2 separate regions of the Homo sapiens genome follow, and region 2 is linked to region 1. A link is an interaction called in ENCODE POLR2A ChIA-PET data of the cell type or tissue named here. Cell type or tissue: OCI-LY7. All regions are shown on one strand. Links, peaks and the distances in the headings refer to the core of each region. The heading gives the core; the rest is flanking DNA.

Region 1 (4,440 bases), core at 141-4,140:
TCAACTGGTCTCAATTTCATCACCAGGGAATTCTCTCTATTCTCCTGCCTTGCCAGTTCTTAAATAAGCCAAGCATTTTCTCCCTCCGAGCCATTGCTCATCATATTGAACTGTTGGTCTGTAGCATCCTTTTCCCTTTCTTTTCCAACTCACTCTTCCAGATCAAATGCTGCCTCCTTTAAGAAATCTTCATAGATTTCCTTAGCAGGAAGGGAGGACTCCACTTTTGTTTTCCTAATTGTATATAATTAAAAGCCTGGGCCAGGTGCAGTGGGTCATGCCTATAATCCCAGCACTTTGGGAGGCCAAGGTGGGCGGATCACTTGAGGCCAGGAGTTGGAGACCAGCTTGGCCAACATGGTGAAACCCTGTCTCTACTAAAAATACAAAAATTAGCCAAGTGTGGTGGTGTGTGCCTGAAATCCCAGCTGCTTGGGAGGCTGAGGTACAAGAATCACTTGAACCTGGGAGTCAGAGGTTTCAGTGAGCTGAGATCGTGCCACTGCACTCCAGCCTGGGGGACAGAACAAGATAGTCTCAAAAAAAAAAAAAAAAAAAAAAAAAAGCCGGATCAAGTTCTTCTGTGGATTAAAGGCTTATTTCTTCAGTGTGGCTTCGAGCAACTTGAGGCAGGAGGCTCTCATCTCCCTCCAGGACTAAGCACAAGGCTGTCTTTGCTGAATAGAATTGAATTAAAATGAGAGGAAGGGGGCACATCCATTACCAAAGTCAGACTTTTTTTGGTCCTTTTGGGGCAAATCAGGAATGGTTTGTCAATATGGCTGCTGATACTTTGGGGATCTGGATGTTGCCAGCCTCACAAATTCTCGTTCAGGGTGTTTAGACAGGTGTAGACCTGGTGAGTGGGGCAGGGGTCAGTGAATCACAGTGGCTTAGTGCTTGCTCTGAAAAAGCTTTTAAGCCAGTGTTTCTCAATGGATGGTCCAGGTACTTCCTGCACCCTACTCACCTGGGGAAGTTACTAGACGTTCAGGTTCCAAGCTCGGTCTCATAGCACTAAACCAAGCTCTCTGGGGCTGGGGCCCAGGGATCTGCATGTGATTCTTCTCACACTGAAGTGTAGAAGCTACTGTTATAAGGGAACAGAATGACTTACTTCCAGAAGAGCTGGTGCCCAAAGGAGAAGTCCTGCCCATGGGAGCCAGGAGACTAGGAGGAGTGGTGAGAACTGGACACAGACACTTCATCTCCAACCCATAAGGTAACAGGAAGGGTGAGCTCAGGGCTACGTGGCCTGAGCAGAGAATGGTGGCCACCAGCTGCGGCTCTGGGGGGGGTCTTTACAGCCTGAGAGGATTTGGTAAAGTTCATGAGGAGCATTCCAGGCTGAGGGTGGTTGGTTTGCTTTTCCAGACTGAGGTTGTTGAGGGAACTTTGTGCAAACTTCCCAGGGGAGAAGGTTAAAAAAAAAAAATCCAAAAAACTGATGGAGAGTAAGCTTTGCTATGTTTCTCTCCTTTGGTCCTAGGGCCTTTCTCTTATTTCTTCCCTTTGGCCTGTGGGTCCATTTACTCCATATGGTAAGGAGAGAATATGTCTTAGCTGCTGCTCTGGCCATCTTCATGAGGTACAGCAGGGGCCTGCCCACTCTAGCCATCTTCCTTCCTTTGTCCCGTTCCTCAAACCATTGTGAATTCCTTCCCTCAGAAGCATTTGCCATTCCTACATTGTTCCCAAACCCTTGGGCAGCTCTTTTTTCAGTATTTTGCTTGTATGTTGATATCCAGTAGCCTCTTCTGCAAAGTGCAGATCTTAGTTATGCCATCTGCTCCTTATTTATCTAGCAAAGTCCTACTTACCCTTCAACACTCATCTCAGGTCACCCTCTAGAGATGTCCCCTCCAGCCTCCCCCTTTCCAGAGTCTGGCTTCAGTACCTGGCACAGTTCTCCCAGATCTCTCTTGCTTGCACACATCTTCACTCTCTTACCATCTAAGTCGAGGCCTGTTTCCCTTCTGGACGGGGCCTGGTGCCCATTGTACTGTGGCTCCTAACCCAGGGCTGTGCACCCCTTTCCAGGGTGGCTTCGAGGATCAAAGGATGTTGTGTGAGGCTTGCTGAAGGCATCTCTGCAAATGTTCTTGCCCTCCTCCCTGGCTCTCATGACAGGGGAGGGTACTGAGCTGACTCCTTAGGCCGAGGGGGCAGGGAACACCAGTGACTCAGGCTTTCTGACGGGGTTTGGAGAAAGAGTGGAAGTCTATTCACTTGGGGTGTGTGTTCCTTCAGGACCAAGGAGCATGACCCCACCCCTTGCCACCCTCTCCCCTCCACGCCAGCTGGGATTCAGCTTCAGCCTGGGTGGCCAGAAGGGGCAGAGTTTTCCTTTGGGTCTTGGAAGCTGCCCCAGGTGGTACCCCCAGGCACCCAGCCTACACAGAAGACCTCAGAGGAAATGGAGGGGCCAAACGCTCGCTAAACGGGCTTTGGTGAAAGGAGCCAAGACAAAACCCAGCTCTGAGCTTAATTAAAAAGAGTGCGTAGTCCCTCCCCCAACAAATGCAGATTGCCCACAAAGAAGAACAGGAACCCAGTGGCCAGGAAGACCCGCAGCCTTATAAACAAGCACTTTGGGCTATGTAGGGCAGCTCTGCTATGATCTGATACAATGACTATTGTCAAGGAGGGCTGTTTTTCCATGTTTTTGTATCCTTTTCTTCATTTTCTTTTGCTACCTAATTTCATGCATCAGAGGTCAAAAGACAAAAGGTCAGGCCTGGTTTAGAGGCAGCAAACTCCCCACCACCAAGAACGTGTGTCCAAAAGAGCGCTTTGAGGCACCGCCTGCAGACACTGGCAGGTTTTCATCCCTGATTCTCTTTTGTCACTTCATGGGGTACATGAGTCTACGTGCAAATTGCATGAGAAATGAGACACCAACTGCTGTACCAAATTAGGAAAAAATTCACTAAACTGTTTCCATCTCATACTTTGTTTATAAGAATTTGTACCTAACAAGGAAAAGCCCATCTTTGAACTCTCAGCCTGCCTATGGTAGAGAACTTTACACACACACGCGCATGTATATGTAAATATATACATACATAAAATATATATACATATACACACATATATCCTGTAAAAATAAAATCTGAGTACATATTTCTTAATTGTTTTGCTGGGAAGATTTATAAAGATCTGTCCAGAAAATTGCCAATACTTGTTCTAAAGATTGTTTTAGTTGAAAGGATAGCAGCATTTCAGTATGAACAATTTAGCATGATTATTTTGGTACGTATTTCGTATGAATATTTTGTCCTCAGACTGCAAATCTTTCCAATGTATCATTTTGGATTCTTAGGTAATAGTAGATTGACGGAGTTTCCTTATGTGATAGGTCCACACTATGTGTTTATAACGAGGATACAATGTCATGATTTTCCATTAGAAATATTTTCATGATTTAGGGGGATAATGACTTTCTGATTCTATGTCCATAAGCTCCTCATATTAGATATTTCAGATGGTTTTCATCTGACCGAAAATAAATTAGGGGATATCTTTAATTTTTCTTTGTGTAGAGGATTTTTTTTTTTTTGGTAGATTTGCATTCAGTGCCAGAAGGCCCCCACCTCCAGTACAAAGTGAAGGAAAAGTTAAGGCTTTGGGAAGTGTCTCTGGTGATGGCTAAACACTGAGACTGGCTTCAGGGCTCATCTCAAAGGCACTTTGGCCCAAGTGTAGCTCATCTTTTCCATCTTACTCTGGGCTGGGTTGCTAAAGATAGTTAATCAGCAGCAAACCTGAAAGATTTTTAGAGCACAGTTTTATTTCCGGCACGTTCTCAAATCCAGACTTCATATCCTGTAGCCCCCTGACCTTCCCAAAAGACTTCCCTCCCAAAAGAAAAAATAAAAATCAGCCCACAACCTGCCCTGAGGCTGAGGTATTCACTTGGCGATTTGCAGGTTCACAAGGCAGGCTCCAGGGAAAGCACCCCAATCCTGGGGTGATCCTCTGCCACGGCTCTGAAGTTATTACAGAAAAATGGAGAATGAAGAAACGAGAATATTAAAGGGCTTACTTAAAGGCGCGCTTCACTTCCGTTTAACACTCTGATCTGCGTCCAAAACTAAAAGAATCGTTTAGCTTGTGCACTCACCCTCACTCAAAATCGCTTGTGCAGTAGGCTTTTTTATGTTCCAGTACTTCATGGAATCAAATTATATCACATTAAAATGTTATTAGTTTAAAACACATTAAATAAATGTAAGTCTGGGCCGACGCATGAATATTTAAAGCTCACATTACACGGTGAACTAGAAGAAAAGGGGGTGAGGAGAGCCAACAGAACATCGTATAAATACTGATAGAAATAAAGCATCCTATGTGCAAACTTTCTTTAGCAAAATATGGTTTTATTACTTACACTTATTATGGTATTGTTAAATTTGAAAAGAAATATAAAGAGAAATGAAC
Region 2 (4,440 bases), core at 266-4,265, 320 kb before region 1:
CAAACTCCTGGGCTCAAGTGATCCACCTGCCTTGGCCTCCCAAAGTGCTGGGATAACAGGTGTGAGCCACTGTACCTGGCCTAAACTTCTCTAAGAAATTGTATCTATGGTTTTTTGAAAGACCAGGGTTGTTTTTCTCTGGCATTATTTTGGTGGACTTTTATTTTCTCTGGTCTTATCTTCCATTTGAATGACAGGCCCTCTATTGATAATTTAGAAAGCTTACATCTTGTTTCATCTGCCTGAGATTTGACAGAGCGTAAGGGCAAGCAACACCAGCAAGCTCTGTAACCCCCAAAGCCTATAATGCGAGCCCCACATTCACTTCCCCCCTCTCCACCCTTGAAGCCACATTTCCAAAGGAGCCACTGCAAACCTTTCCATTTGGAAGTGCAGTCTTCCAGTCCAGCTGACTAAGTTGTCCAGTTAGTTTTGGTTGTCTCCATTTCGGTAACATCATGCAGAGGACAGTGCTGGGGACCAGTGAGTTGAATCCATTTACTTAAGTCTAACTGTGTTAGGCCCCATGCTGGGCCCTGTGAGAAAGAATAAAGATGACATGGCCTTTATCCTTTCTATCAACAGATATTTGAACCCTTACACACCAGGAGCCATACTCTTTGGAGCACTTAACTCACCTGTACAGTGTCTATCTTCTCTGAAGGCTTAGAAGCCCCAGGAGGGCATAGATAACACCTGTCTGGTTCACTGCGGTACCTCGAGTTCAGAAAGTGCCTGGCACATAACAGGTATTTCAAAAATATCTGTAGTGGAACTGAAGGGGTTTCCATCTGTCTCACCAACTAGAGAAAAAGCCACAGCTCCTTAAGGGTAGAAAGTCCTAGATGTCAGCACAGGACCTGGCTCAGGTCAGATGCTCAGCAAGTGTTTACTGAGTTAGCTGAATGGCCCCATGTTCTGTGGAGGTCCAGCATGGGTCACCCCGACCAGCGCACAGGTTGTGGTGTGAACTCTGGGTTCTTCGTGGGTTCTCATTTGCCTCTGGCTTTTGCTGGGAACTGCGGGCTTTTGCTGTCGTATGTGACTCCCTTTCCTTACTTGTGACTTAAGAGATTAAACTATTAATGGTGTGGAAGCTAAAAACAGACCCGTCTCCAGGAGGGTGCCACAGAATTTTTTTTTTTTTTTTTTTTTGAGACCAGGTCTCACTGTCACCCAGGCTGGAGTGCAGTGGTGCAATCATAGCTCACTGCAGGGGCTCAGGAAATCCTCCCATCTCGGCCTCCCAAGTAGTTGGGAATATAGGTGTGCAAAACCACACCTGGCTAATTTTTTAAATTTTTTTGTAGAGATGGGGTCTCACCATGTTGCCCAGGCTGGTCTCAAATTCTTGAGCTCAAGTAATCCTCCCACCTCAGCCTCCCAGTGTTGGGATCATAGGCATGAGCCACCGTGCCTGGCCTTATTTCTTATTTCTAATTTATTTTAATTTTTTTTTGTAGAGACAAGGTCTCCCTATGTTGCCCCGGCTGGTCTTGAACTCCTGGGCTCAAGTGATCCTCCTGCCTCGGCCTCCCAAAGTGTTGGGATTACAGGCGTGAGCCACTGCGCCTGGCCAGAACAGCCACTTCTAAGCACTTAAGGCTAGGTGTATGCTCACAAAGGGATGGTGAGGGGATAAAACTGATTTTCCCATCAAAACAGTATCAAATCGAGGGATATGTTCATTATCAAGAGCATGATACCTAAAAATGATCACAACCAACCATCATGGCCTGCTTATATAGTCTCTAGACTGTGCACAAGCCACATCTACATGACTGGTTGGGCAGAGAGTGGCTCATGGGGCCACATGGAATCAGAAGACTACCAGAAGAAGGGCGGAGCCCAACACGAAGAGCTGGAGAGATGGGTGAAGAGGGCTATGCACACAGCAAGGAGATTCTCAGAAGCTGGGTCATGGGAAGGCAACCAGGGTGATGCTTACAGCAAGGGCTCACCTTGCTTACCTGGATACAATGGGGCAGAGCTGGGGAGGCTGGGGACTTGCTGTGTGGCTGTTAGACTGAGGGGTGCCCACAGGGAGGCAGTGCTGCACACTGGCCATCAAGGATTATTCTTGAGTGATGCCAAGGGCTACCAACTACCATTAGAACCACAGAATACCAGAGTTGGGAGGTAATGAGAACCCATCCAGGCTAATCCTACCACTTCCAACTTTATAATGAGAAAGCTACGGCCCAGATAGGAGGTCTCAAGTTGTTAGAGCTTCGGGCCCTCTCAAAATGGCATGATTCCTTATGAGAGCATCTGATTAGTAACATGTGTACACTGTTTTACGTAAGACTGAGCTATGTTTGGTAGACGTACTTGGGGGGCATATGTGGACATTTATAAGGATTATTCACTAGTGTGTGCAGGACTGAACTCCTTGAAGAACATAACTCTGGGCAGGAAGGACATGAATCTGGTTTTCCCACAGGAAATCCTTTCTTCACATGTGTACTCATTGTCTCCCCTCACTTGGGCAGCCACAGGGCACTTCCAGAGAGGCTCCAACCTCCCCTGGCTCCCTAACACCATCCTAGTGGCCAAGAGGCTCTCCTTTTCTATTCCCTTTGGGGGTCCTTCCAAGTCTCCCTATGCCCCGCACACCTATTCCATTGTTCTTGGAAAAAGCTTCTCCATCAAGGAGGAGGATACCATCTCCTTACCCTGCTCGCCCGTCTCCATTGGCTTGTCCCTCTGGATCCATCCCTTCCCACTTCCTTGATGTGAGTGCCATAAGTTGAGTTTTATTTCTCCAGCATCCCTCTCTCTTTCGGCAGCTTCCTGTCAATGTCAGCCTCACTCCAGCCAGTGTTCTGTACTGTCAGCCTTTCACAGGCAAGGGTTTAAAGAGACAGACACCCTCCTCTTCGTAGCTGCTCATTCCCTCCTCAATGCACTGCAATCTAGTTTCTTGGCTCACTGCTATCCTGGAACTCCTTTGGCAGAGGTCTGCCACTAAACCTGATAGGTGTTTTCCAGTTCATGCTTTTGTCCAACACACATTTCACAAACTGAAGTATAAGGACATATGTAAGATGAGAAATTATCACTAATTTAAAAGTCTTGAGGAAGGTATAAATCAGAATGGAAAGTCGGACAGAGGAAAAAAAGAACATATGGAAGACCGAATCCCCCGATAAAAGCTTGGAATAAAAACAAAAGTGCAACTAGGCAAAGCAATTCTTATAGTTTTTGAGGTAGGAGTGGGTTGAATAATGTTCCTCCAAAAGATATGTCCAAATCTTAATCCCTGACACCTGTGAATGTGACCTTATTTGGAAATAGGGTCTTCAGAGAGTAATTAAGGATCTTGGGATAAAATTGCCCTAGATAATTTTAGTGTGGGCCAGAAAGCCAAGACACAAGGAGACACAGAAGAGAACCCTATGTGAAGACAGAGGCAGAGACTGGACTTATACAAGCCAAGGAATGCCAAGGATTGCTCAGGCCCACCAAAAGGTAGGAGAGACATGGAAGGAATTATCTCAGCACAACAAGAAGAAACCAACTCTGCTGACACCTTGATTTTGAACTTCTGGCCTCCAGAACTGTAAGAGAACAAATTTCTGTTGTTTCAGGCCACCACTTTGTGGTATTTTGGGACAGTAGCTCCAGGCAACGAATACAGAGTGCATCCTTGCTGTTTCACAGCTCCACGCCTCACACACATGGTTCATGCTCCTCCCCTTTTGTTAAGCTGCAACACTTTTCTTCTGTTATAATGACCCATCGGGAAGTCCTGCCCAGTCTCCCCTCTCTGTAGCAGGACCAATCATGCTTCTTTGGTGTTACCATCATACCCGTATCTCTCACTGCACTCCTCACCTCTAAGACAAAATACTGGTTTTCGTGTTTGTCTCTTGCTTGTTAGCCCTTGAGGCTTGAGATTTCTCCACAGCAAGCACAGGCTATGGACTTTCTTTGCGTCAGGTAGTATTCAAGCAAGAATACTACCTGACGCAAAGAAAGTCCATAGCCTCTGTTTGCTGAATAAATCACTCAGATGACAACAGAAACACCAAAGAGGGAAGGATTAATATTGTCTGGGAGTGGTCATAAAAGGGGAAGAGGATATTTTGGGTAGAGGTAATAGCACAGGTAAAGGCATGGAGGAGAAGCATGACCTATTCAGGAATTAGTCATTCATGTGGTGGGACGGGAAGGGTGAAGGGGATAGAGGAGAAAGAAGAGCGAAGAACTGCAGAAGATGAAGCATGAAAGGCTTTGAATTTTAGGCCAGAAGTTAGACTTCAGCCTGTAGACAGTAGTTTCCGAACGTTGTGCATGTAGTTATCACCAGCATGCCTCTTAGATAAAGGTCCTACTCACAGGCTTAAGAGGTCAGTGACCTCTCCCTGCAAGGCCCCTGCAGGTGGATACTTGCCTTATGATCAAGTCTTCTTGGCCCCATATGGACAAAGCAGGAAG

The links. ChIA-PET counts read pairs that join two places held together with the same protein. Peaks named below come from ENCODE experiments on the same cell type or tissue, not always from the same donor. Only the 100,000 strongest peaks of a DNase experiment are listed, where the experiment ranks them.
Region 2: POLR2A ChIA-PET joins it to region 1 with 9 read pairs; 4 of 35 experiments call an interaction of 5 or more read pairs at or near these places.

The regions. Positions count from the first base shown.
Region 1 is chr9:37,038,792-37,043,231 of GRCh38, reverse strand. No RefSeq gene overlaps it. Among named protein-coding and RNA genes, the nearest start is that of PAX5, 6.7 kb to the right of the region's middle. In OCI-LY7, for the core only: CTCF peaks have their summits at 2,146 and 2,371; a DNase peak (open chromatin) is centred at 2,521; H3K4me3 peaks cover 994 bases; H3K27ac peaks cover 1,600 bases.
Region 2 is chr9:37,362,539-37,366,978 of GRCh38, reverse strand. LOC124902153 (a long non-coding RNA gene) reads right to left here. Exons shown (of 3, transcript XR_007061478.1): 1 at 377-4,440. Among named protein-coding and RNA genes, the nearest start is that of LINC01627, 30 kb to the left of the region's middle. In OCI-LY7, for the core only: a CTCF peak has its summit at 2,029 (motif pointing right); a DNase peak (open chromatin) is centred at 2,038; H3K27ac peaks cover 927 bases.